Linked DNA regions of Homo sapiens: region 2 is linked to region 1. A link is a loop called in an ENCODE intact Hi-C map of the cell type or tissue named here. Cell type or tissue: ovary. All regions are shown on one strand. Each heading gives the region's core, and the rest is flanking DNA. Links, peaks and the distances in the headings are about the cores only.

Region 1 (8,000 bases), core at 1-8,000:
AAATTCATACACTGACGCCTAATGCCCATTGTGACAGTATTAGAAAGTAGGGCCTTTGGGAGGCAATTGGGAGGACCTCCTTTGGGAGGTCATGAAGGCCCTACCCTCATAACTGGTATTACGAAGAGACATCTGAAGAGCTAGTTAGCTCCTTCCACCATGTAAGAACACAGCAAGAAGGCACCATGTATGAACCAGAGAGCAAAAGCTCTCACCACACACCGAAACTGCCGGTGACTTGATCGTGAACTTCCCAGCCTCCAGAACTGTGAGCAATACATTCCTGTTGTTTATAAGCCACCCACTGTAAGGTATTTTTGTTACAGCAGCCCAAACAAACCAAGACACTAGATAAGACTTCTGGCATACTTTTAGCCCTAACTTGATCCATTCAGTTTTGTTAGAATCACCTGAAATTTAAAGAATAATTTGGCTGAGAAGATAATTCTGTGGTTGTTAATTCTTTACCTCTCGAGATTCTGAAAACTTCTTTCCATCTAGCATTTAATGTTGCAAATGAAAAGTAATATCAGTTGATTTTCCCCCCTTTTCATGTCTCCTAATTTTTTCTCCTGTCCGGACAGTTAATTTTCTCTTTGAGATTAATAAATGCCTACATTTGAGTTAAATATTTGTCTCATCCTTAAGGAAGACTTATTAAGGAAAAATTCTATTATTTCTTTGATTATTGTATATCTTTCCTATATAAACTATTCTCCTCTTCTAAATTATTACACAAACATTGAATTTTCCAGAGCTTTCCATGCTTCAGGATTTCCATAATTTCCATTTCTTCACCATCCTGCTGGGATTAATCTTCATTTGGTCTTTTAAATCACTACCTTGGATATTCAACATCTGCTCTACTGGTGAGAATACTCACCATTAAATAAGCACAATCTATAATACTTGTTTTATGGATGTGACTGAACCTCTCTAGAATTTGTCTGAGGCCACTAATTAGAATTCCTTTAAGAACTCTTTCCAAAGCTGAGCATGGTGGTTTGTGTCTGTAATTCCAGCTACCTGGAAGGCTGAGGCAGCAGGAGGACGATCATTTCAGCCCAGGAGTTCGAGACCAGCCTGAGCAACATAGTGAGACCCTGTCTCTAAAAAAGGTTTAAAAGTATTTTTTAAAAAATAGTAATTCTTTCCAGTTGCTTTTTTTTTTCAAGAGATGGGATCTGGCAATGTTGTCGGGGCTGCACTAGAATTCCTGGATTCAAGCAATCCTCCTGCCTCAGCCTCCTGAGGAGCAGAGATTATAGATTTGCGCTGGGCCCAGCTTACTTCCTTGAAGTAACTAAGTTTGACTTTACAGAGTATGCCCTTGCAAGACCAGTAGGCCCTTCTCTTTAAGGCTGTTAATTGTTCTCAATTTTCTGTTGCCTTCCAAGCATCTATTCTTATTTATAAGCAAAGGCTTAGACTGGTAGCTTACATGGAATCTCTCTTAGATGGATTTGGTCTCCCCAGTAGGTAGGCATGAGGGCAATGTGGGCCCACAGAGTTCTGTGGGTGACCTTTGGTCTGGGTGTGAGGAGCAGGCAGGGATGGGCTGACAGCCAGATTTCCTTCAGGGGGTGTGGGGATGAGCACAGTCTGGCAAACCCCTCATGGAGGAAGGAGATGCCCCAGGGGCAGATGCTGGAGCTAAGCAGTTTCATTCTTGCTTCCATGTTTGCTGTGACAGGGCTACCCTACTTCTCCATTCTCTGGCCCCGAAACCCTCAACCAGGAACCCCTGCGGCAGGGCCCTCTCTATTTAGCAGTTTTTCCCAGCCACTCTCTGCCAAGAGGAACCCTGGCCCAGAAACCAAAGGCGTTCACCTCCTCAGCTACTGCTCCACAACCCACAGCTCTGCTCCCTCATCACCTGGAGTTGTTTTGCTGGCAAACTCCTCCCAGAAAGCTTGTTTTTTGGTCTTTTGGGGGGCAGATTAACTCCAATTTGTTTTTCTGAGAGTTCAATCCCATCCGAATTCTTCAGAAATATCTCAAGTTCAGTTCTACTGAGGAGACTTTTACCGGCATTCCAGCAGTTACACTTTCCCTCCCCATCCTAATTTAACATTGTAATCAACCTGGGATTTTGTGGTGGATGAAATCAATGTGTAGGACTACTTCTAGCCATCAATCATCTTGAATGGAAAGCGTCTAGAAATTAAGCTTAGGTTTAAAAGAAAATAAAGAATAGGGCTGATGGAGAAACATTTTATTGCAAAGGGTAAACAATTTCAAATGAAATTAGGTGGGAAATAAATAGCATATATAAATAAATATATCTACAGATAGATCTATACCCATCACCATAAAGAAACATATCCTTACCTTTGACAGTGGAATGAGAAAATCCAATTTGTAGGAAAGGATCACTCTGGTGAGCAGTACCACAAACACCACATAGGCAGAGTTCTCAAAGTCTGTTAATTGCACCTAGACAAGCAGAAGCCCAGAGAAGTTATGAACCAACTACACAAACATGCTCTTCCCTGACCCAGGCCCTTCCTCAGATCATGTCATTCCCAAGCCATCTCCTAATTCCCCATCTGGGTCTGGAAGCCCTTTGCCCACATCTATTCTCAGAAATCAACCCTCCTTAACTTGGACTGACTTGCTACCATGCACATACTTAATTTTTATTTTATATATAAGAGCCTTCTCATAGCAGCATCAGAAGGGTGATGAACAGCTGGCGAAAGAGTACTTTTGAGTCAGTTCTTGCTGATGCATGTGTCTTACCTCCATGGGTCGAAATTCTACTCTCCATCCAATGTCTGAGTTTGGAGGAGGGGGCTTAAATCTCATTGTCTGCCAATTTGTGGACTGAATATTCTGTGATACAAAAGCAGAGAAGAAAACCAACTTTTCACACATCCAGGAAAATATTAAGATGATCTGGTATTTAATTAAGGAAGAAGACTGCTCACTGTCCATACCAAATTTCAATTGACAAAGACAAAAAGGTACAATTGAAGATTTTCTTCGAGTGTGCTCTTTTAGGAAAACAAAACAGCCAAGTGTTTAACAAAAGCTATGAGGCCCTATCACTGCAAGCTTAATCTCACCCAGCTCCTACTCCCTATCTCCCAGCTACAGAGCAGCATCTGAAGAGCCACGGGGCCCCCACCTTCATCCCTGAGAATTTTAGGAGCCAGCCTGCCTTTCCAGGTGACACTGGACACTTTCATCTGAGAACCCTGTCACATGACAGTTGTTTCCTTTCTTCCTCCTCTCCTGGGAATGCTGCTGCTTCGATGACCCAAGAGCCTAAGAAGGGTAGCTGTTTCTCAATACACTGAGAGAGAGTTCTTTCTCCGTCCTGACCATCTTGGGACCCGATGGCAAGACTGGAAGGATTTATATCTCCTTTTGTGAGTTTGGTGGGGGAAAGAAAGGGGATATAGATGGTATTTCAAAAGGTATATATGTCAATGTCTACATATAACATGACACAGAAATAAATCTATGAGAAGTCTATCTACAAAAAAAAAAGGTGATATGTCTGAAGCACTGAAATAACTGATCAGGTTATTTTTTGTGCAGTGTATGTTTGAATTTTTCACCACTAGGCAAATAAGAAAATACTGAACAATAAAAAAAAAAATTAGAATCAGTGAGATAAACAGTAAGAATCGTAAAATAAGAGTACTTGAAACCGATTTTTTATTTGTCCAAGTTCTTTACTGCACTGGGTAAATGAAAGTCTTATGAAATTTCTTTTGTGTTCTCCACAGGTACAGAAAACTGCCTCCCCATGTTGGTTTGTGAAGTGAAATGCATATAAAACAGAGGATTCCAGACTCTCAGAAGTCAATACATAAATAAATAAAAATAAAACTGAGAAGATACCTCAAAATGGTCAGACTCATTAGCATCATCCAGGTGTATTTTCTCTTCAAACAGTGTCAGTGGGTCTCTAATAAAGAGATGAGCAACATGCTGGGCCAGGAGATGATCAATGCCTGCAAAAAGAGATCACATGGGAACTCACTGCAAAGCGAGAGATACCACTTCCTCTTAGTCCAGAAAGACGACAGGATAGCTCAGGAAGTTTGAAGAAAGGGTGTCTAGAAGCTTGAAATAGCTGGTTTGATTAGTATCCTCACCTCACCCAGTATTTTATCCTGCGGACACTGCGGGAGTGTCAGCGTTTTATTCACTACTTACACAATGCCTGCTGGGGCACTGGTGTGGACCTAGACACAGACCTCCAAAGTAAGCTCCTTTTGCTAAAAATCAAGAAAATCTCACAAGTATTTGGAACCTGAAACTTTAGGAACAAGTAGCCTCATGAGAGAAGTTAAAGACTTTGCACTAAAAATAGAAACCAGACCAGGAGTCAGCAAAAAAGTGTAAAAGAGCTTTGAAGAACTAAAGGCGTACATTCAAACCCAGAAAGATGGAGTAGAAACCCACCTTCCTGCAACAGCTGTTCGTAGATCTCTTTATCTATCGTCAAGTCGATGTCATTATATTTCTCACCACACTTAGATAAATAGCTGTCTATTGAGTCATATCGGGATTTACTGATCCTATAGTTATTGTTCTTCAATGGCTAAAGATTAAAAATATATATAAATGAATATGCTATATAAAATGAGTGGAATATATTTTTATATATGATAATTATATAAAAACCTCAACATAAGATACAGAAAAAAAGTTAGTGAGCCCTAAAAAGTATTATTAAGGAAAATTATGTTTTTTAAAATCTGAAGGCAATTTAAATACCCTTTTTTTCTGGTATGATTTAAATATACTTTTATCTTTTAAAAGCAGATCACTTTCATTCTTATTAAGCTAGGGAAAATAAATACTAAGGTTAAAAGCAAATAAATAAATAAATCTATAACGTAAGATAAACCTATCAAAATAATTATCCTTTAAAGTTTATTTCTACTTAGAAAGCATGTTCAACAATTTATGAACAATTACATGAAGACCAGAGCAGTAGTAGTATAGCCCTGGTTGAGAATATCAAAACCACTTATGAGGGCTCCTTTAAAAACACCCTTGTTCGGGTCCCATCCTAGAGATTCTTATTTAGTAGGTCTAGGATAGGGTCTGGGTGTCTATTTTCAAAGATTTCCATGGGTGGTTCTGATGCACACCCCTTGTTGGAGAGATGCAAGGGTTACTTTACAGTTCAACATGCAAACAAGAGGTGCCATCTCACCCTTATTAGTCAATGCCTAACCTTTTACATGGAAAAAGAATCTCTGACAACAAATTATACTTTCCACAGCAGAAAGCACCATATACAAAACACTCATGTGGCACCAAAAAGCCTTTTGGTAAAAACAGCCATCAGCACTTCCAAAATATAGAAAAATCGGACTACTAATTTTAAATGAAGCTAAAACAAATACAGACATCAACATACGATAAAAATTAACTCCCCACCTAGACCAAATCTTTTTCCCCATTTCAGATAAAAATTGCAGGGAGACATCCTGAAATTGCAAGTAGTTACAAAAGATCCATTTTACCTGCTTGACTTAAAAGGGCTATTAAGGAAAAACAATTCCCACCTCCAGTCCTCGCTCCTCCCGAGTTCTATCATCTACAGATGCAGAAATCACTCCCCAGCGACAATCAATGTCTGACACATAGCCTCGGTAAAAGGGAGATGCAGCACTCAAAGCCATCTAAAAACAAACAAAAGTCAGCTCCTGCAAATTCAAAGTGTCACTTACATGCTAAAAAAAGCTCCATGCAGTTATATTTCTGATCAAAAAGCATGTTTATGCAACCCATACAGAGCACATGTACCTGTGCCTATCTTACAGTGAAATATACCAGGAAGAATCCAGTTCCTTGGGTTTGATTCACTTAAATCATCCTCTCTCTAATGTGAGGACATGAAGTATGGGGGAGGGAAAATGGCCACATTCAAACTTCACATTTAACAAATCAATGTTGTACTAGCAAGAGTAAACTTCTACAGTGTAGACTCTCAGTTCATTATACCTAAACCTACATACTATTTATATTAGTCCATCTCTGACTGAGGTCTTAACTGGACTTAAATAGCACACTGTCAGTAAATTCTGCACATGCTATCTTATTTCATACGAAGTAGTATTTAAAATAAGAGGTAATTTCTACTTACAACAATTGGACAGATAGTAGCCAACTGATCATAAAGGTATCTGGCCTCAGATATACTGCAGGCTTGGAATGTCACCTGTTTAAGAATTGCAAAGTTATTAACACCAAGGAATCATTAGCATGCTCCCCAAGCAGTGAAGTCAGAGAAGGAAGGTGCTGGGCAGAGAGGGGCAAGTTAACAACGCTTCATTAATGGCAACATTTAACGCAAGAGTTTTGTTTAAAAGTTGTCTTAGGTGAATTTAACTAGAAAATGGTATTTAATTATGTTCCACTGCCTATAGACAACTAATATAAATAACCAAGGTCCTAAGTGAAATAAGATTAAATAGTCAAAAAAGAAAAATAAGACACAGACATACGATGATGTTTAGCAAAGCATTTTCTCTTCTACTGGCTTGTTGCCTTCCTATCCCTTCAGTCAGTGAGGGATGCAAAAGGGATTTGGACATGTTAACTATTGTTTTCTTTCTTTCTTCCTTTTATTTTTTTGAGATGGAGTCTCACTCTGTCGCCCAGGCTGGGGTGCAGTGGCGCGCTCTCGGCTCACTGAAAGCTCCACCTCCTGGGTTCACGCCATTCTTCCGCCTCAGCCTCCCGAGTAGCTGGGACTACAGGTGCCCACCACCACGACTGGCTAATTTTGTTTTTGTATTTTTAGTAGAGATGGGGTTTCACCGTGTTAGCCAGGATGGTCTCGATCTCCTGACCTCATGATCTGCTTGCCTCGGCCTCCCAAAATGCTGGGATTACAGGCGTGAGCCACCGCGTCCGGCCAACTATTGTTTTCAAACTTCACTGGTGGCAGTATGGTGAAGAGCTTGGAAGGGGGAAAGACTAGAAAGACAGGGAAGCAGTTAAAATACTGCACCTGTCAAGGAAAAGGCTGAGGAAAGATGTGGGGAGAGTGATACTAAAGTCAAAGTAGCAGGCACTGGTGACCAAGGGGAGACTGAGAGTAGGGGATGGCTTAGGTTTTGGCTTGGGTGTTCAGAGGTTAGAGATAAAGAGGTGTCATGACATGATGGACTTACGAGGCCAAGAGAACAGACAGAAAAAGAGGCCCTCTAAGTGGCTAGGTCTTCAGGGCTGGTGCCCAGAAGAAAAACCCGAGTTGTAGAAAGACCTGGGGAGTAGGCTCAGAGAATGTCCTGAAGATGGGGAGATCACCCAGGAAGCCTGCACAAGGATGGTAGGTAGGACACTTAAGAGTTAGGCAGAGAAAAGATCATATAACTTGGTGAGCATAAATTCTTTGTTACCCAACAGAAACCAAAAAAAAAAAAACCTGCTTTTTTTTCCAAGACGGTAGAAGGGGCAAGGAACACAAATTGTGTTTGTTAGCACATTTGTAATAACTGCAAGTTGGGAACAGTTTTAATCTCCTCTGTTGTTATTCAATAATGACAGTTTGAATTTCATGTTGTTATTCATTAATGACAGCTTGAATTTAGTGTTGGTACACGACATAATTTCAGTGTTTAAGACTTGAAATAACAGCAGCTAAGTGAATATTTTACTGTTATAATCTCAACCTGTTAGTTCCAATGGTTTTAGCTAGATCTCAACTTTGTTTTCCACAGCAATGTCTATTGGAGACTCAAGTTTGCCTGCTCAATTATAACCACATTTCATGTCAATGTGGAGACTGTATTAACTAGTCATTACTAATTTAATAATTAATTCAACACAGAGAAAAGCTGTGTCATAGGCATCAAAGAATAAGAGTTTCAAAGGTTAAAGTAGACACAAATTGATAAGGGTTGGCAATTAAGTCACTGATAACCAAACCAAGGGCAGTTTCTGCAAAGAGGTGGGAACTTGGAAATCGCTTTGCATATGGCATGAAATTACATGAGCAGTGAGGAAATGGGAGCTGGTACCCA
Region 2 (16,776 bases), core at 4,845-12,844, 200 kb after region 1:
TCTTAAGGCTGGGAAGTCCAAGATCAAGGTGCTGGAAGATTCAATGTGTGCTGAGCCCCACTTCCTGGTTCATTGTGTCCTCACATGGTGCAAGAGGTGAACGAGCTTCCTTGAGCCTATTTTGTGACTGCCCTAAGGCTTCATGACCTAATTACCTCCCAAAAGGATCAACCTTCTAATACCATTGCCTTGGAGATTTGGGTTTCAAAATATGAATTTTTGGGAACACAAACATTCGGATCATAGTGCCTTCATTTCATCAAAAGAATCACATAATTTAATGCACATAGAAAGGCAATGCTAAGTCATTTGGCTTCCTTGGGGAGCTGTGGTTTGATGAACTTACACCTTACTACACATAAATCATTGTTAGTTTGACCAATATCTGAATTGATTCAAAATATGATAAGGCCATTTTTTGAGAATGTTGAAATATTTTAAAAATATTTAAAAATTAAATGAATCCAATTAAACCAAATGTCTCAGAGGACCTTGTTATTTAAAATGCTGTTTGGCAGTCACAAATCACTGCCTGGCTGAGGCAACTGTTTTAAGTAATATGATTTTGCAAAATCGTAGCTTGGACACTGTGCTGCTTATGCCTGCAAGTAATATGGGTCATATAATATGTCACATGTGAGATGATGCTCCTGTCAGAGAGATTATAAGCCTGCAGCTCTGCAAATCTGACTTTTGAAAGTGGCTTAAGTGTGTTTCCATGAATTTTGGAATGTTATCAAACACTAGCGTAGATACAACCATGAAATTAATATTCTGTATTGTGGAACTCAACAGGGTTCATAAACGAGCCCTAACTCAACCCTAAGATTTAAGAACACATGTTTTGGCTGCTTCTAACATTTACCTAACTAGGAAATAAGTGATAAATTAATTTCTCTGAACCTGTTTCCCAATCTCCACTGCAGGCAATAATACCATCCCATGAAGTTATTTAAGAGGATTAAATGAGCTTATACAGAGATAAGGAACTAAAAGCCATGCCTGGCTCACCATAAACCTCAAACAACACCAATGATCCCTATTCACAATAGAGAGGTGCTATGAGAGATGGAAATTTTCCAAATTAAAACAAGCATTTAAACCCACTGGGAGAAAAATGCAGTTATTGGGAGGGAAAAAGAGACATGTCTAAGTCTGCCCTTAAACTTCTGGCTTCAAGCAACCTAATCTTTTTGTTGCTAGCCAAAAAATAGAATCAGAACTGCTGGTTTCCAGATACTAGAGGAAGAAGGTAGCTGTAGGGGTCTAAGATGGGGAAGGGGTCGGAGCTAACACTATTGTCCTGGTGGGGAGGCCATGGGGGAGAGTTCGTGGAGGCCAAATGAAAGGAAGCAAACTCTGACTCAACATAATGGATACATGTTACCTTGGAAGAAGTCATCTCTAGATAGTCATTATTACATATATTTCACTGAGCTTCTATAAAAATTGAGACAATCTCTATAAACCATTACCAAAATGCTATTATTAGTAGTACTGTTATTTCTTATTTATCCTCCAGTACCGAAACCCCTCACTATTTATTTATTTATTCATTCATTCATTTTTTAGAGATCTGAATCTCACTCTGTCACCCAGGCTGGAGTGCAGTAATTATAGCTTACTGCAACCTTGAACTCCTGGGCTCAACTGAGCCTCCCGCCTCAGCCTCCCAAATAGCTGAGATTACATGTGTAAGACACTGTGCCTGGCCCTCACTATATTTGTTGATGGTCAGCACCTGTTTTTTTTCTCCTTACCTATCCTGGAACCCAATCTGTCATTTTATAGAAACAGCCTCCAACACTCTGGATCCTCTACCACCATGACCTAAACATTGGTTGCTGACATGGAGTGGAGGCCATGAGAATTAAACTGCATTTCTATGTTGTCAAACAAGACATCAACATTTCTGCAATGATGCTGAAGCTAATATTGGTTGACAGTAACAGCTTTGGACTCAGATGGCCCTGGGTTCAAATCCTAACTCTGGTATTTGACAGTAACATAGCTTTAGACAACTTAGTATCTCTCGGCCTCAGTTTGCTCATTTATCAAATTGGGCTCTACTATCTACTGTGCAAAACATCTTGCATGCGCTCTTCCAGATATTGCTTTATACTTCACCCTGTTTGGTGCTCCTCAAGGCATCAAAAGGCTTCCTTGTCATCTGGCTTCCATATGGAGTTATACCTGGAGATCAGCTCACATACTGGTTCGGATTTTTTTTTTTTTTTTTTGAGGCAGGAACTCACTATGTTGCCCAGGCTGGCCTCAAACTCCTGGGCTGAAGCAATCCTCCCACCTCAATCTCCCAAGTAGCTGGGATTTGACGCATGCACAACCATGCCTGGCTTGCTTCAGACTTCTTCAAACAAAGCTCTAATGTTACTACTGTGCACAAAGATGCCCATGGAATAATGTCTAAATGTATAGCCTGTAATTGAACAGAATCTGACTCCTGATCTAACAGGAGTCTCACCTTTATCTCCTCTTGTTCCTCCTGATGTACCCTCATGCTGAGGAAACCAGATAACTCATTCACTATTTCCTGCCAATATTCATGCAATTTCTTACCTTCATGCTTCTGCTTCTGCTATTCCCTACCAGGACCTGACTGTACATAATGAAATTCTACCCATTGCTCAAGGCCTAGCTCCAATGCCTCGAAAATATCCTCCCTGGCTCCCAAACTTAGGAATTGGTCTCTTGCAAGAATTCCTATACCACTGCATGTGTATCTTTCTTTCTGCACTTTATCACTTCCTGCTTATATTGTAATTATATGTTTCATCTTCCATGCCTTTTGTAAGGTCTGTGGAGGATGTCAGTGTTTTACTCATCCTGTGGCTCCCCACCATACCTGCCCATAGAGGCTGCTCAGTAAACACTTCCTGCATGATGTATGTGGATTCTGTTGGTGGGTGAAGATCATCAGGTAGTTGAAAGAATGATGCAAGCTGGCATTATGAATTTACATACTGCACTTTTTCACAAGAACTTCTTTGCTGGGGGTGGTTCTTAGCTTTATGACTAAATGTTGCATTTCTGTACTGTACTGCTCAGGTGGGGTAGGGAGGAGAATCAGTAAATTCATCTTTAATCTCTCTTCTGGATCATTGCTACTTATAGTTCATGACAAAACATTGTCTAAAAAGACTCACTAGGGGTAACCCTGCATGAATGTTGATATTCCAGAACAGATGGCAGGCTCTGGGGGAGGGGAAAGTGTGAAGGGAAAGTGTAAAAGGAAATTTTCACTCTCTGCCTGCCAGGCAGAATAAATAGAACACATTCTCTACACGGATGTCTTCTAATTCTGTCTTAACATTAGAATGCACCACGATGAATTAACAATTAAGGTTGACTCAGCCAAGCTGTATTGAACTTGCACTGTGTCCCAGCACTGCCATGTGTTTGGGGAGGCACCAAGGACTTAAGGCAGGGTCTCTGGTCCTAATTTATTTCTCAAGTTTATGTAGGAGGCAAGATCTAAACACTACCATCAAAATGAGGAGACATATGGATGGCTGCATCACTGCTCCAAAGCCCTTCAAGAGTCTAATGTATTTTAATATAATTTGAGGTCACAATATTGTGAGCCAGATCCTCCATGCCTGAGTTACTCTCTGGGAAGAAGAAATATGGTTCATTTCATGGAGCTGGGGCTAAAAAATTGCTTACCATAGGCTTGTAAGTGGGGCCAAACGTTGGATCTCTTCTGAAGCAAGCTTTGGTGACTAGCTGCTTTCCTAACTCCAGATCGGCCTTTACCTCTGTCCTTCACCTTGTAAACTCAAACTGGCACTGCTGGTTGTGGCCATTTGGGGGAAGTGCCCAGAAGAGTCGTGGATCTTGTGGATAGACTTCAGAGGCACAGGCGGCCTGCTGTGGCTGCTGCTGGCAAGAGAGAAGTGCAGGTTGGGTTACCAAACACCCAGCAAGGGGAGTACACGTCCTCCTTTGCCCTGAGCTTCCTTTTAACTAGTGTTTAAAATTAGATCACATAGCCTAGGACTAGGAAATTATGAAATGACATTTCACATTTTTTAGTGTCACTTAATCTACTGGTAACCAATTCTTGCTGTCCTTGTTTGTTTTCCCAGCAACCTATGTCATTGGGTGGTTAAAAGGATGTGATAAAGTAGATGAATGTGCTTAGTAGAGTGAGAGTACATAGCATGCAAAAATATTAAGTATTACACATAACATGTATCACTTGCTCTGTGCCTCAGCCTATCAACTTCCTAAGAGTGGGATCCATATTTGAATCCCTTTTAATTAAAATCTAACACAAGCATAAACAAATTCTTCACTTCTATTAAGTCTTTAATATTCTCATATAATATGTCATTAAAAGGTAATTTTTAATATTAACTGCTGTAAATTATTCTTCTTCCTTTTTTATGCCCACAAATTTATTGTAAATATTTCTAAATCTGGCACCAGTTGGTGGAGAGGGGACCCTCCATCTCTCTACCAGCAGGGCTCACCAGCTTAGGGATGCATTCAGAGTGGCTCAGGGAGGGCCTTGGTGTCCCTCACATGTGAGGACTTTTTGTCATGCATGAACGAACATCAGCTCTTGCAGCTGCTCTAATGGCCCTGTCCAAAGGAAAGCCATTTTAAAAATAGAATTGAAGGGAACAAATGGTTTGCCTGATAGACTATTTTGAGGTGCAGGAGATTGGAGGATTCAAAAATGAAAGTATGTTATCAAGTGGGATAGAAACATAAAATTTGGAGAAGTTTTGGGGTGTGATGTTTACCAAAAGGCCATGACAATTGTATGCATTTAATTTAATCTCTAAAGGTGACACCCAGCCATGAATTGGGTAAATGTAAACCCGTCATAATAAGCCTTAGAAGCAAAGGTGAGAAATACCAATAGCGTGTTCTCAACACTAGATTACACATATAGCAAAGTCCTCGGTACCTTAGAGACACAATTTTAAGTTTTCAGAATAAACCACAGGCCTTTAAAATAGTGTCAGGAGTCTTCAATTTTTCCAACTCTTCTGGGGACATTTACCTCCCGGGGACTCTTGGTATTACCACGGTAAAAACTGAGCATTAGCCCAATGCATAATGCCAGCCTGGACTTGATCCATGAGCTCACAGCCTAAGGCCTTACTTAGGAGTTTCTATCTTTTCTGTGGGCTTTCAATCTTCCCTTCTCTCAGTAAATTGGAGATAACCTAAACGAGCAGTAAGTAAGTCAAACAGCAGAATCAAATACGTACCATTTGAGTGGACTGACATTATATGTGGAAGCCCCTAGCACCATGTCAAGAATCAGTTAATTTTTTTTAGTGTATATTCTTACATAGGATATTTAATAATTATGGATGTAATTATACTGTATATAGTTTTACCTTTTGCTTTTTCCTTATTTTACAAGTATATTCTCCCATATTACATCCATCACATCTTTTAAAATGCTTTGTCACAAAATCTGCTTAATTTTAAAATGTAAATAACATAGAAGTATGTAAACTAGCTGAGTAGTGTCTTGCCTATAATCCCAGCTACTCAAGAGGCTGAGGCAGGAGGATCCCTTAAGCCCAGGAGTTCAAGACCAGCCTGAAAAATATAGCGAGACCTTGGTATCTAATAAAATAGAAAAAAATTAGCGGGGTATGGTGATGCATGCCTGTAATCCCAGCTACTCCAGAAGCTAAGGCAGGAGCATCCCTTGAACCCAGGAGTTCAAGGCTGTAGCGAGCTATGATCATGCCACTGCACTTCAGCCTGGATGAAGAGTGAGACCCAGTATCTTAAAATTTAAAAAGTGTGTAAAGTGAAAAGTGAAAGCTTCTTTCCTTTCTATATTCAACACTTAAGAAGCATGACTTTTGTGTATATTCTTCCAGGGCTTTTTATCAATGGGAGTGTGCGTGCATGTGTGTAAGCATGTTTATGTATAGAATAGTTTTTTCTTTACATAAATAGAATCAATATAAGCATAAGATTTGGCAATTTGCTTTTTTTTTCGCGTAATAATGTGCGTTGTCATATTTAGAAAATAAAAATACAGGATACCTGGTTAAATCTGGATTTCAAGTAACTAATGTTTTTTAGTGTAAATATGTCCCAAATATTGCATGAGACATACTCATATAAAAAATGATTTGTTGTTTATCTGAAGTTCAAATATAACTGGGTGTCCTGTCTTACGTACTTCAAACAAGTTTTTATATCTGCACATCTTGACCTACCTGTTTGCTCAAGCCGCAGAACACTCCATGTGCCCGAATGTTGCCAGCTGATAGCTCTTGGTAGTAGAACTAAAGGCAACTTCATCTTCTTATTTTTTCTCACTTGACTCTGTCCAAAATTTATCATTGCAAGTGCCTCATAAAGAGATTAGATCCTTCTAAATGGCAGGCACCTTTGTCTGTGGAGTAACCTGATTTTCTCAGGAAGCCTGGGAGTGGGAACTAGAACATTAGCTTACTCTCCTTTCTAGAGGGAGAAGACTCCCTGGGGCAATCAAAAAGGAAGTGGGCAAGGAGACCAGCCCTGCACCTCATAGGAGCCCAAGCTTTGGTGATTTCCTCGAAAATCTTCCAAGTCATCCTTTGGTGTCTGATTGATGGGTTGGCAGAGACTTCTGGGTGGGCTGCACTGAGGCCAGACCAGGAGGTGCATGAGGCCCCAGGCTCTTTCCTCTGGGCCCTGGTCTCTGTTTCTCTTCTTTGGGGGCACTCTCTGACTGTCTCTCCCACACTCTACACCTGTGGGGTTGACTAGATGCTCTGAGGAGCTCAGAGGACTGTGCTTACAGAGTCTCCAGGGTCGCTGGGACCAGGCCCCAGTTCCAGGAGGGAGGCTTGGAAAGTGGATCATCCTTGCTGTCCAGCACAGTATTTCCTTTGTGGAATTGCATGAGATTGAGCAGCCAATATGAGGTTGACACACTGATTTTGATTGACTCAAATTGTTTACAGAGATAGGACCATGGCAAAAAACATTTGCTGCTCTTCCACCCATCCCAGGGGCAGCTCAAAAGAAAACAAGTGAGAGGAAGGAGACAGGAATGAGAAAGCTGGGAAACAAAAGTTGCAAGTTGATATAGGCCCTAAGGGAAACCAAGAAATCCAGCTGAGAAGGATTTTGGAGAATGTCTAATAATAATAATACAATAAATGATAGCTGATACTTTACACAGTGTCCTTAATATGGCCAGGCACCTAAGAACTGTACATCACTAACCTGTTTAATCCTCACAATCCTAGATAAGAGCTATGACCACCTCAGTTTACAAAAGAAAGAGAGAGAAATAGGGGAGTGAGGAAAGGTGGGAGAGAAGAAGGAAGAAAAAAATGAAGGAAGGAAGGAGGAAGGGAGGGAAGAAGGGAGAGGAGAACTGAGGCCCAAGGAAAATATATAATTTGACACAAGATCACATAGTGGCAAGGGAGTGGTAAAGCTTGGTCCATGGAGTTAACTCCAGAATCTATGGCCCATACACTAGGCTAGATGTATCTATGTGGATTTTTAAGTTGTTGACTGTGTGGTATGTAATGTGACCACTTCATATTGTCTCAGCTTTCCAGTGAATGCAAATGTAACTCATGAATGATTTCTTAAAATTTTGCTTCGCTTAGAAACTAGTAGAGAAGCTGCTTATTCTTTAGATCTATAAGTGAGGGAGCAGGAATGCCTGGGTAACAATGAATATATGACAATAAGACCTTTAGGAGTCCAAAGAAATCTATGGGAAGGTGTATATATTCATCAGGATACCAAGAGGAAAAGTTGACACCCTCAGAGGGTTTAACCAAGAAGTGTTTAATGAAGAAGATGGAGGTAGGGTGGGGCATTAAGGGAAACAGTGAGGGAAGGTGAAGCATCCAGCAAATAGCAATAGAGAGAAGCCTTTACAATCCTAGCCCTTGAGGGGTAAGGGGCAATAACTGTGTTACCTAAGTCCATAGAGAGCTTGGAATCTTGGAAGCGAGGCTGCCTTCCAAGAGCCATGACTGCAGAATGTGCTTCTGCTGGAGCCATGGCAAGGCAGTGAGGAAGTACAGGAAATAAATATCTCTTCCTGTTTCCCTGTCCAGCATCTGATACCCTGCAGGTGCTTCCATTAGCCAAACCCAACTCAGAAGCCAGAAGGCAAAGGAGCTCAACTGATGCAACCTGCAAAGTCATCCTCTGGGTGCAGAGCAAGGCAGGGAAGGATGGAGAATGAAAAGCAACCAGCACCAGAATTGGGACTTCCATAAGCTCTGAAAGTGGAGGTTCTAGGAAATTTCCCCATGTTTGCAAGTGGGGAGATCTCAGTTGATACCTGAGTTATATTTCCCTTGTGATATTTCTACAATAAAAAACTGTGTGTGTGTGTGTGTGTGTGTGTGTGTGTGTGTGTGTGTGTTTTATTTGTGCATTGGAAAGACAGTAGTTTGGGTTCCAGCTTAAGTGTTATTTAGGTTGGGCTTCAGATGTTCCTAGATTTCACCAAAAGTCCAGATGTATCCTAGAGAGACAGGCAGAACACTTGAAGGGATGTACATGGTCTCTCCAGAAGCCTGTGCCATCCTCAGGCCGCCCCACGACTGAGAACACCTCCTGTGGCTGCCCTAGTCAGCGTGCTGACCCCAGGGAGTGGCTAGGGCTATTCGGCTTCCCGAGGCCACGGCCAGGCACCGGTCGCCTCTCTGGTGTCTGTCTCACCGTCTCTTGACCAGGCCCACTGTCAAAGCAGCTCATCCCACCCTGATGCCAATGATACTGATGAGCGTGGGATCCACAGACTTTTTCTAAGTACAGCCAAAGTGTTCTCCAGAATGCTGTGCAGCTCTTATCAGGAAGACAACTTTATAATTCATTCTTTTTTTAAAGTTATATAATGTAGTTTATCATCTTGACATGCCATGTGAGTAACGCATGATTCTCATCTAACTGGTTGTTTTTGGTGAAATCTTCACTGGAAATAGTGTTGTTACATTTCACTAATCTTAACAAGAGAGAGAGAGATTTGGAGTTGCAGGGAATGTTTGTTTTCACAATAAATTCCTCCTACACAGGCTCTCATTTATGATCCAGAAAGTCCAACAAGATTTAATTGTTTGGACTTTAAGTAATATGATACAAAACCACAATTTCCACCTCTTGGAGTAGGGTCAATATTATATTGATCACAATAAATGTGAACTGCCATCTCGTGGTTTTCTATCTACTCTGTAAACCTGAAAACTGGAATCAGGGAAATAGTTAACCATTTTTAGGAAGCAAACTATCATTAAAGCCACAGCAAGTCACTGGCAAGAATTTACTTTACCAGAAAAGGTCAGGTGTGTGTTGACTGTCCTGTCACTGGAGGCAGAGATGATTATTTTTTCCTTGAGGACAGTAAAGTGAATGAGGGTGAAGTGCTGATGTGACCTGAGTTGGGCAGGCTCAATCCAGACTCCAGTGGCCGTCTTGGAGTCTCATGGCTTTGCTGAGGCCTCCTTGTACCTTCTGGTATTACTTTCATTAATTAATTAATGCAAGTGAGTGTTCCATGTGGTTCTGATCTTAGCTTCTGCTCAATATGGAGGCAATCCATAATGTAGCCAATACCATGTTCCATGACTTCCTGCTGCAATATGATGCTGTACTGCAATCTATGAAATTGTCTTTGAAACACGTGACATGTCATTTCAGTCTTACCTTTTCTCAGAGAAGGGATGTTGGCCCTTTATGCTGGGGAGTTCTTGCCTTCAAAACAAATTCCTTTGTTTCCCAGTGTTCCTTATCATCATTGCTTTGGTTCTGTGGTTATTTTAAGGCCACTGTTGTCTGAACGCTTTTCAGTGAACTAACCAAGCCTCACATCTCCCAGGCCCAGAGACCTCCCAGAAAACAGAGGGCTGAGTGTAGAACAGGCTGGAGAAACCAGAAAACAGGATGAAAGGACCAGATGTCCTGAAAATGCCATTCCGCTAAAAACAGCCACATGAAGGATAAATTCCAGCAAACATATATTTCAATGCATTGCTGAACTTCCAAGGTATTAAGGCAATCCCTAAGGACAACAAATTTCAGATAAAAAACAAATCAGAAGCTAGCATGGAAGCCAGGGCTGTCCTGAGAGCCGATGCAAGGCTGGCCTGTTGGGCTATAGTGCATGTTTCCTGCCTTTGAGTCATCTCAATGTCTATCAACAGAAAAGTGTCAGTAAAATATAGAAATCTCATTGGCTTATACACAGTTTCCCCTCCAGAAAGTGACTGCTTTGTGCTGCATGCATTAGCAATTTCCACTGGCACAGCTATGGAGGAACACCATAGTGTACATGAAATGCATTCAACCCCAAATTTACACTCTGAGCTCAGTCTGGTTGTTTGTTCTGTCTAAAAATCCTAACTGCATGAGTCTCCTTAATCTTTGTGCAAAATAAAACCAGAGCATCCACCTCTGGTACCAATGCATTTCACACAGAGCCTGCACCTGCTCTCCACTGGCAACCTCTGAGAATGTCCCTGTCCTCTCTCCTTGCACTGTAGACTCAGCCTTTCTTATCCACAAGTCCTTCTTATCTTCTTCCATCAAGCTACTTACACCTTTGCTTCAGTTAAAGCCCTGTATTTACTGTAGTATTTATTTGCTGGGCATATAATATGTGGTTCTAATTGCTAATATTTTTGTAAGACTTAGAATTTTACTAATTCCCAGCGTATGGAGTTGTGTTGATTGAATTGCCTGTCTCTTCCCCCAACTCCCCTCCCCCCGCCCCCATAAGCCATTTTTTTTCATGTATGAGTAAAACAACAGAATATAAGGTGTTTATTTTTGGGAATATACGTGTATTTCAAGTTTGGGTGAAAACACTGGCCCAGAATTAGAACAATGGGGATTAAGGACCATGGGGAGGGGAACGGGAAGGGTAAGCCTTGGGTCTACACAAAATGGAGGAGGAGCTAAACCTGAAACCCCCTCCACCCCCTACCCCACAAACAGGTTATTTGCAGAGGTCACAGTCTCAGTAAAAAGGCTGGGGAAAATCTGCCTTCAGCTAAAGCCACCAAAAGAGAAAACTATTCATAGAAAAAAATGATGTTAACAATAATAATAATTTCCTCCCTAAGAATCTATAATTGTAGGTATGCTCTTTCAAGGACGTGGGATTCTACTTCACAGCACCAACTCAGTCAGGGATACGGCCACATCTGGAGTGGAAATGACCCCAAGAGAGTGGCACCCGTGGTACACATGTTTATCCTCCCTGGAGAGAAGTATCTTCAATCAAGGTCCCACAGGTTACCAAAATATGAGCTTATAATGAAAAGATTCCAAAATGCTTTAAGAAACATGTTATCATGAGTGAGACTTATTAATAGTAGCAGAAATCACAAAAAGCGGTTCTAGATCCCCACAGAATTTCAGATATTGAAATTATCAGATACAGAACACAGAATGATTATCTACAAACACATACTTACAGAGGTGTTACATATTTTTACATATCAACTTTTAAAATAGCAATTTTCCAACTAAAAATATGAAACCAAAATACTGGATAATAATAGTATGCCAACTGGAAGTGATTTGAGTTAAAGCATTTTAAGATCTGTGAAGTGTTTGGAAGCAGAATCATGTATATTTGATTTTACTAAGAGCTTCCCTAAATTACACACAACATTTTAAAGGTAAACATTAAAGGAATAAAAATACAGTGTGTAATGTACAAAGAGTAGGTGAAAAAATATCCAGAAGACATCAGGGAGAAAAAAAGAAGCAAAAGCATAGCAAATAGAGGTTGTACAACATGGCAGAAAGAAATAGAAATTTATCAGTAGTCACAATAAATATATACAGTGTTTTTGAAAATCTCCCCAAAGTCTCACGCCTGTAATCCCAGCACTTTGGGAGGCCGAGCCAGGTGGATCATGAGGTCAGGAGTTCGAGACCACCCTGGCTAACATGATGAAACCCCGTCTTTACTAAAAATACAAAAAATTAGCTGGGCGTGGTGGCGGGCACCTGTAGTCCCAGCTACTCAGGAGGCTGAGGCAGGAGAATGGCGTGAATCCAGGAGGCGGAGCTTGCAGTGAGCTGAGATTGCACCACTGCACTCCAGCCTGGGCGACAAAGTGAGACTCTGTCTCAAAAAAAAAAAAAAAAAAAAATTCCCCCCCATAGTGTTTCTAATTGTGAAAGTACCTCCCCTAGGTGTATGTGGCCTTGAACAGGCCCTGAGGATGATGGCAGGGTGGCTTCCTCCCAGGCCCTGGTCTGTCACCAGGCAGGCACTAGGGGCCAGCCGTCACCTTAGGGAGTCTGGCCAGCCAGTGGTGGCAGAACTCATCTTGCTGGCAGAGCACCATGGCATATGTTTCTCTATGATAGTGCCTCTTAGGATGTTTGTTTCTTAGGCCGCATTGAATGTGAAAAAGGAAACATTCTCCTGAGGGAGATAAGGAAGGCTGAAGCATGGAATTTTTGTTTCCAAGGAGGAAATGACCCAGAGGGGTGTGGAGCAGCTCCCAGAACACCCAAGGGATAAGAATCCTTCAAAACCTGGGAATGAATGTCACACTCAAGCAGAGCATAGAGAGAAACTGAGGGACGGTAAATCTTTACAAAGTGGAAGAAATGAAATGGTGGCTATCCAGAAAGTCAGGAAAAAGGAGAAAAATTCCAAAATAATTTTTGTTAAAATTTAAATATACTAAAGAAAAAGAAGAAAAGAGATGCAATATTCTGAAGAAGCCACAAGTTTCTGAGCCTATAGAAAAATATTTCCAGAGCTTTTACATAGATTTTCAGAAAGCAATGCTTTCTGGTGCTTTTTCCTTTAACCTGTACTTAAGATAATGCTTCTAATAAAATGGAAGAGGACAGCCTATGCAAATGTAAAGCAGAAATGAGAAGTACAGTTCATCTCATTTTAATGAATTCACTCTGGTTCCCAGAGATTTAAGCCATAACCATGTATATCCCCAAAACAACCTGAAATACCTGATAGAGCACAGAGCTATCACCATCTGGTAGAATATATTTGGTCTTGTTCTGTTCTCCAATAAATGTAATTAACTTTTGTATTTTCAGTGCTTCACACATTTGTAAATTTCTTCTTTTTTGAGCTCAAAGCTCAAATCCAAAGCCATACTTTAAACACCGCAAACTGGCTTTGCCTGTTGCCATTTCCACCAAATAAATAGCTGTTGGAGCTCACAGCAACTCAACCCTGTGGTTGGTTTCTTGAGAAAAGGGTTCAGTAACTATCCACCATCTGGTCACCATTGGACTAATCAAGAGTCCTTCCATTTTAAGGCAAGAAGTTCAACTCAAGCTGGCTTATGTCCAAAATCTAAATTTATTAATATTTGCTTCTGTAACTGGGAAGTCCAGCTGTAGAGCTGGACTCGAAGACTCCAAGCACTCAAGCAATGTGTGGTGGGACAAAACTGAGTCATAAAGCAAGGTTTTGCTTTGCTGACCCCTTCCCCTCACACCATTGATTGAGAGATACCCCTTCCCTAGGGAAGACTAGATTAGTATAGGAGGAATGCAAAGAGAAAAAAATGCTATTTACCTTTTCAATTTCTAAACATATTTCAAAATCTTCTAACAGAGATTTCAAAAGGCAGAGCTTTAGATTTGCTGAAGCAGCGATTTTGGAAAGAAGAAAAGCTTTTGAGAATTGAAAGAGCTAAACCCTGAAAGAATAAGGGGATAGAGCAAATGCCTTAAACAACATATTGGAAAGCAAATTAGGGTCTTCTAGATTTGGAGTTGGAAGGGGGATAGAAGGGGCATGATCAGGAAGGATGCTGGTGATCCTATGAAGGGAACAGTGTGCCTGGAGGGGCCTTCCCAAGAAGAGGAGTCAGCAGCGGGAGACAGCATTGCAAGATTTTAAACTAGCCGCCAGAAGCACTGATGACTTGAAATAAAGAGAAGGGTATTCAGGAAAAAGTCAAAACAGAAATGTAGAGGGGCAATAAGAGCATGTAAGCTGTTCTTACCAAACTAGTAAATGGGAGCTTTGAGTTTGGGGGATGTGCCAATTACAGGGTCAGGAGAAAAAGTCCCATCCAATAGGTAACCTTGCCTTAGACAGCTGGGATGCCCAAAGGGCCATACCCCTTGCAGGACCCGCTGGATAACATAGGGGGCCCAGGGCAAAATAAAAATGTGGGCTACTTGGTAAGACGATATTAAGATTTTCAAGATGCTGTCATCAAGATTATTAAACCAAGTAAAAGGCTGTTCTGGACACATTGTCTTGACCAATCCCTTATGAAAGAGTGGACTAGATGTAAGCCTGAGTCCCATCAACTCTAGCAGAATCTTTCTAAGCATCCATAACCCAGCCTTCATGTGGATTTGCAGCCTAAATTCATATTATCTGGGTCATCCAAAAATACCTCCAGCCAAGTATTTAGTATAAAGGATACCTGGGTTGAGAGTGCTACAAGGAGCCAGACAGAAGCAAAGGCAGTTTTCTTTGTTGGAATTAGCTTCAGTGCAAAGTCTAAATCAGTCCCTCCATATAAAGTTTCAAGAAAAAAACCATTTCCTCATGAGAAATCATAAGTTACCCAACGAAGAAAGACACTATGAATAAGAACTAACAGAAATAAGTACATAACTTTAAAAAAGACCCACAAAGCATTTTCTACTATTGCCATTATCAGACACACAATATTAAAAGGTAGTTTAATGTTTTAAAAAATTAAGGTCCTAGGTTGTGTGCGGTGGCTCATGCCTGTAATCCCCGCACTTTAGGAGGCTGAGGCGGGTGGATCACTTGAGGTCAGGAGCTTGAGACCAGCCTGGCCAACATGGTGAAACTCCATAAAAACACAAAAATTAGCCAGGCATGTTGGTGCATGCCAATAATCCCAGTTACTCAGGACGCTGAGGCAGGAGAATCACTTGAATGGTGGAGGCGGAGGTCGCAGTGAGCTGAGATCGTGCCCCTGTACTACAGCCTGGTTGACAGAGAGAGACTTGGTCTCAAAAAACAAACAAATAAAACAAAAACAAAAACAAAACAAAACAACAAAAAATTAAGGTTCTAGTGTGACACTGTGCTATAATTTTACAACACATTTTATAGTTTCATTACCACCATGCGAAACTGGGTAAATGGCACATGGGAGCTCTCTGCATTATTCCTTACAACTGCGTGTGAGTCTATAATTATCTCGAAATTAAAAGCTTAATTTAAAAAAATGAAGGAAAAACTGAAAAACCTGAATAATGAATAGGATTATAAAGAAGCTGAACATCTAAGTTTGAAAAAGAAGCAAATACAACCACAAGAAATGAAAAAAAAAAAAAAAAAAGAAAAAAATTCTGCAGGCTGAAGAATTAGTGAACCACAGTGTTCTGAAGAAATTTTCCAGAATGCAGTAAAGAGAGAAAAAGAGATGGAAAACCTGATAGAGAGATTAAGACAAAGTAAGTAGACCTAACAGACATCCAGTTAGCGTTCTTGATGAAGAGGAGACAGTGAAGATGGGGAAGAAAAAATACCTGAAGAGATGATGGCTAGTTTTTCACAGTTGGCGAAGGACACTAATCCACACAAAACATGTCATAATGAAAAAGTAGCCAGGGTGAAAGAGGATTACCCTCAAAGGGAAAAAACTAGGCTGCTGACTTTTTGACAGCGTCTTTAAAACCTTCCCACACATAGTGAAAACCTTTCAATGATTTTCTGTCAGTTTCTGGATAGAGGCAAGAACAGCATAGCCTACAATTCTGTGCCTAGCCTTTTTCGGGGCCACTGTCCCTGCAGCGGTCTGAGCTCCATGGCTTTCTTTCAGTTTCTTGTATACTGCTGTCTTTCCTCATGGCTGGGGACTTCAGACAGGATGTTCTCTTTGCCTGAAATATTTTCTACTTTTCCCCTCCTTTAATCTAGTTAGCTACCACTCGTCCTTCAGGACTCTGATAAAATGTCCCTTTCCTGGAAAGCATAGTGAAAATTTGTTAGTTTCTGTGTTTGTTTGCTTTCCTGCCCAACATCTGACCTCCACGTCCTACTTAAGGGGACTCTTATAAATTATATCCTTTGACTGATAAGGTTTGAAACTTAATATTCAGAATAGCTATTAAAAGGTATTCAACATATGCAATAGGACCACATACAAGTAAAACGTACTTTTCTTATGTATTTCAGTGAAATGTCTCGTTACTTAATAAGTAATAAGAAAACATAGTATTTTTCTTATGTGAAGTATTTTATCTTCACATCTTCTAAATTCCAATATAAATTCAGTTGAAGTACTTCCACAAACACCTTTATAAAGCTGCATGGCCACTTTTAAGAAAATAGATAAAAAAGTCTGTCTTCCTTGACAGGTGCAAAGGGTGAAAGGCACCCCGTCCATAAGAGTGAGCTAGGGTCATATTGTTTCTCAGTGGTGAAGTACTGTAGTCAACTCTTTCTCTGAACTTCAAAGCAAGCTGACTTTGTCTTTAACCACATATGGGTTTGGCTCAAGGACAAAGAAGATCTTTGTTTATGGGACTCTGGGAGCATTCAGTAATTTTTCAGGTGGAGGGTGACCTGCAGAATTGTTCATTTAAATGACATGCCTTATCAGAAGCCAGAAAGAAGACTTCCTCATGAAATGCTCTTCAACCTCTGCACTTTCCTAAGATGTTTATTGAAAAGGCTCTTTGTAGAAAAATAGTTTGAGAGTGACTTCTAAAAGGTAGTTTTTAAAGTAATAAATATTGATTTTTTTAATCCAAAGAGGTATAAAAACAAGCCAAAACATGGACCACGATCCCCCCATCCACTTAACCCACTTATAAATTTAA

What was found. A loop is a pair of places that touch in the nucleus more often than their neighbours do. Peaks named below come from ENCODE experiments on the same cell type or tissue, not always from the same donor. Only the 100,000 strongest peaks of a DNase experiment are listed, where the experiment ranks them.
Region 2: a loop joins it to region 1, with 4 times the contacts of the local background. A loop is called at or near these places in 5 of 110 quality-filtered maps.

The regions. Positions count from the first base shown.
Region 1 is chr6:53,503,061-53,511,060 of GRCh38, forward strand. GCLC (glutamate-cysteine ligase catalytic subunit) reads right to left here. Exons shown (of 16, transcript NM_001498.4): 7 at 6,116-6,190; 8 at 5,535-5,651; 9 at 4,420-4,558; 10 at 3,853-3,965; 11 at 2,743-2,835; 12 at 2,332-2,436. It overlaps GCLC-AS1 (GCLC antisense RNA 1), which reads left to right. Exons shown (of 5, transcript NR_183318.1): 4 at 3,094-3,374; 5 at 3,738-3,851. Among named protein-coding and RNA genes, the nearest start is that of GCLC, 38 kb to the right of the region's middle. In ovary, for the core only: no CTCF peak of the experiment used is centred there; no DNase peak of the experiment used is centred there.
Region 2 is chr6:53,698,667-53,715,442 of GRCh38, forward strand. No RefSeq gene overlaps it. Among named protein-coding and RNA genes, the nearest start is that of KLHL31, 41 kb to the left of the region's middle. In ovary, for the core only: no CTCF peak of the experiment used is centred there; no DNase peak of the experiment used is centred there.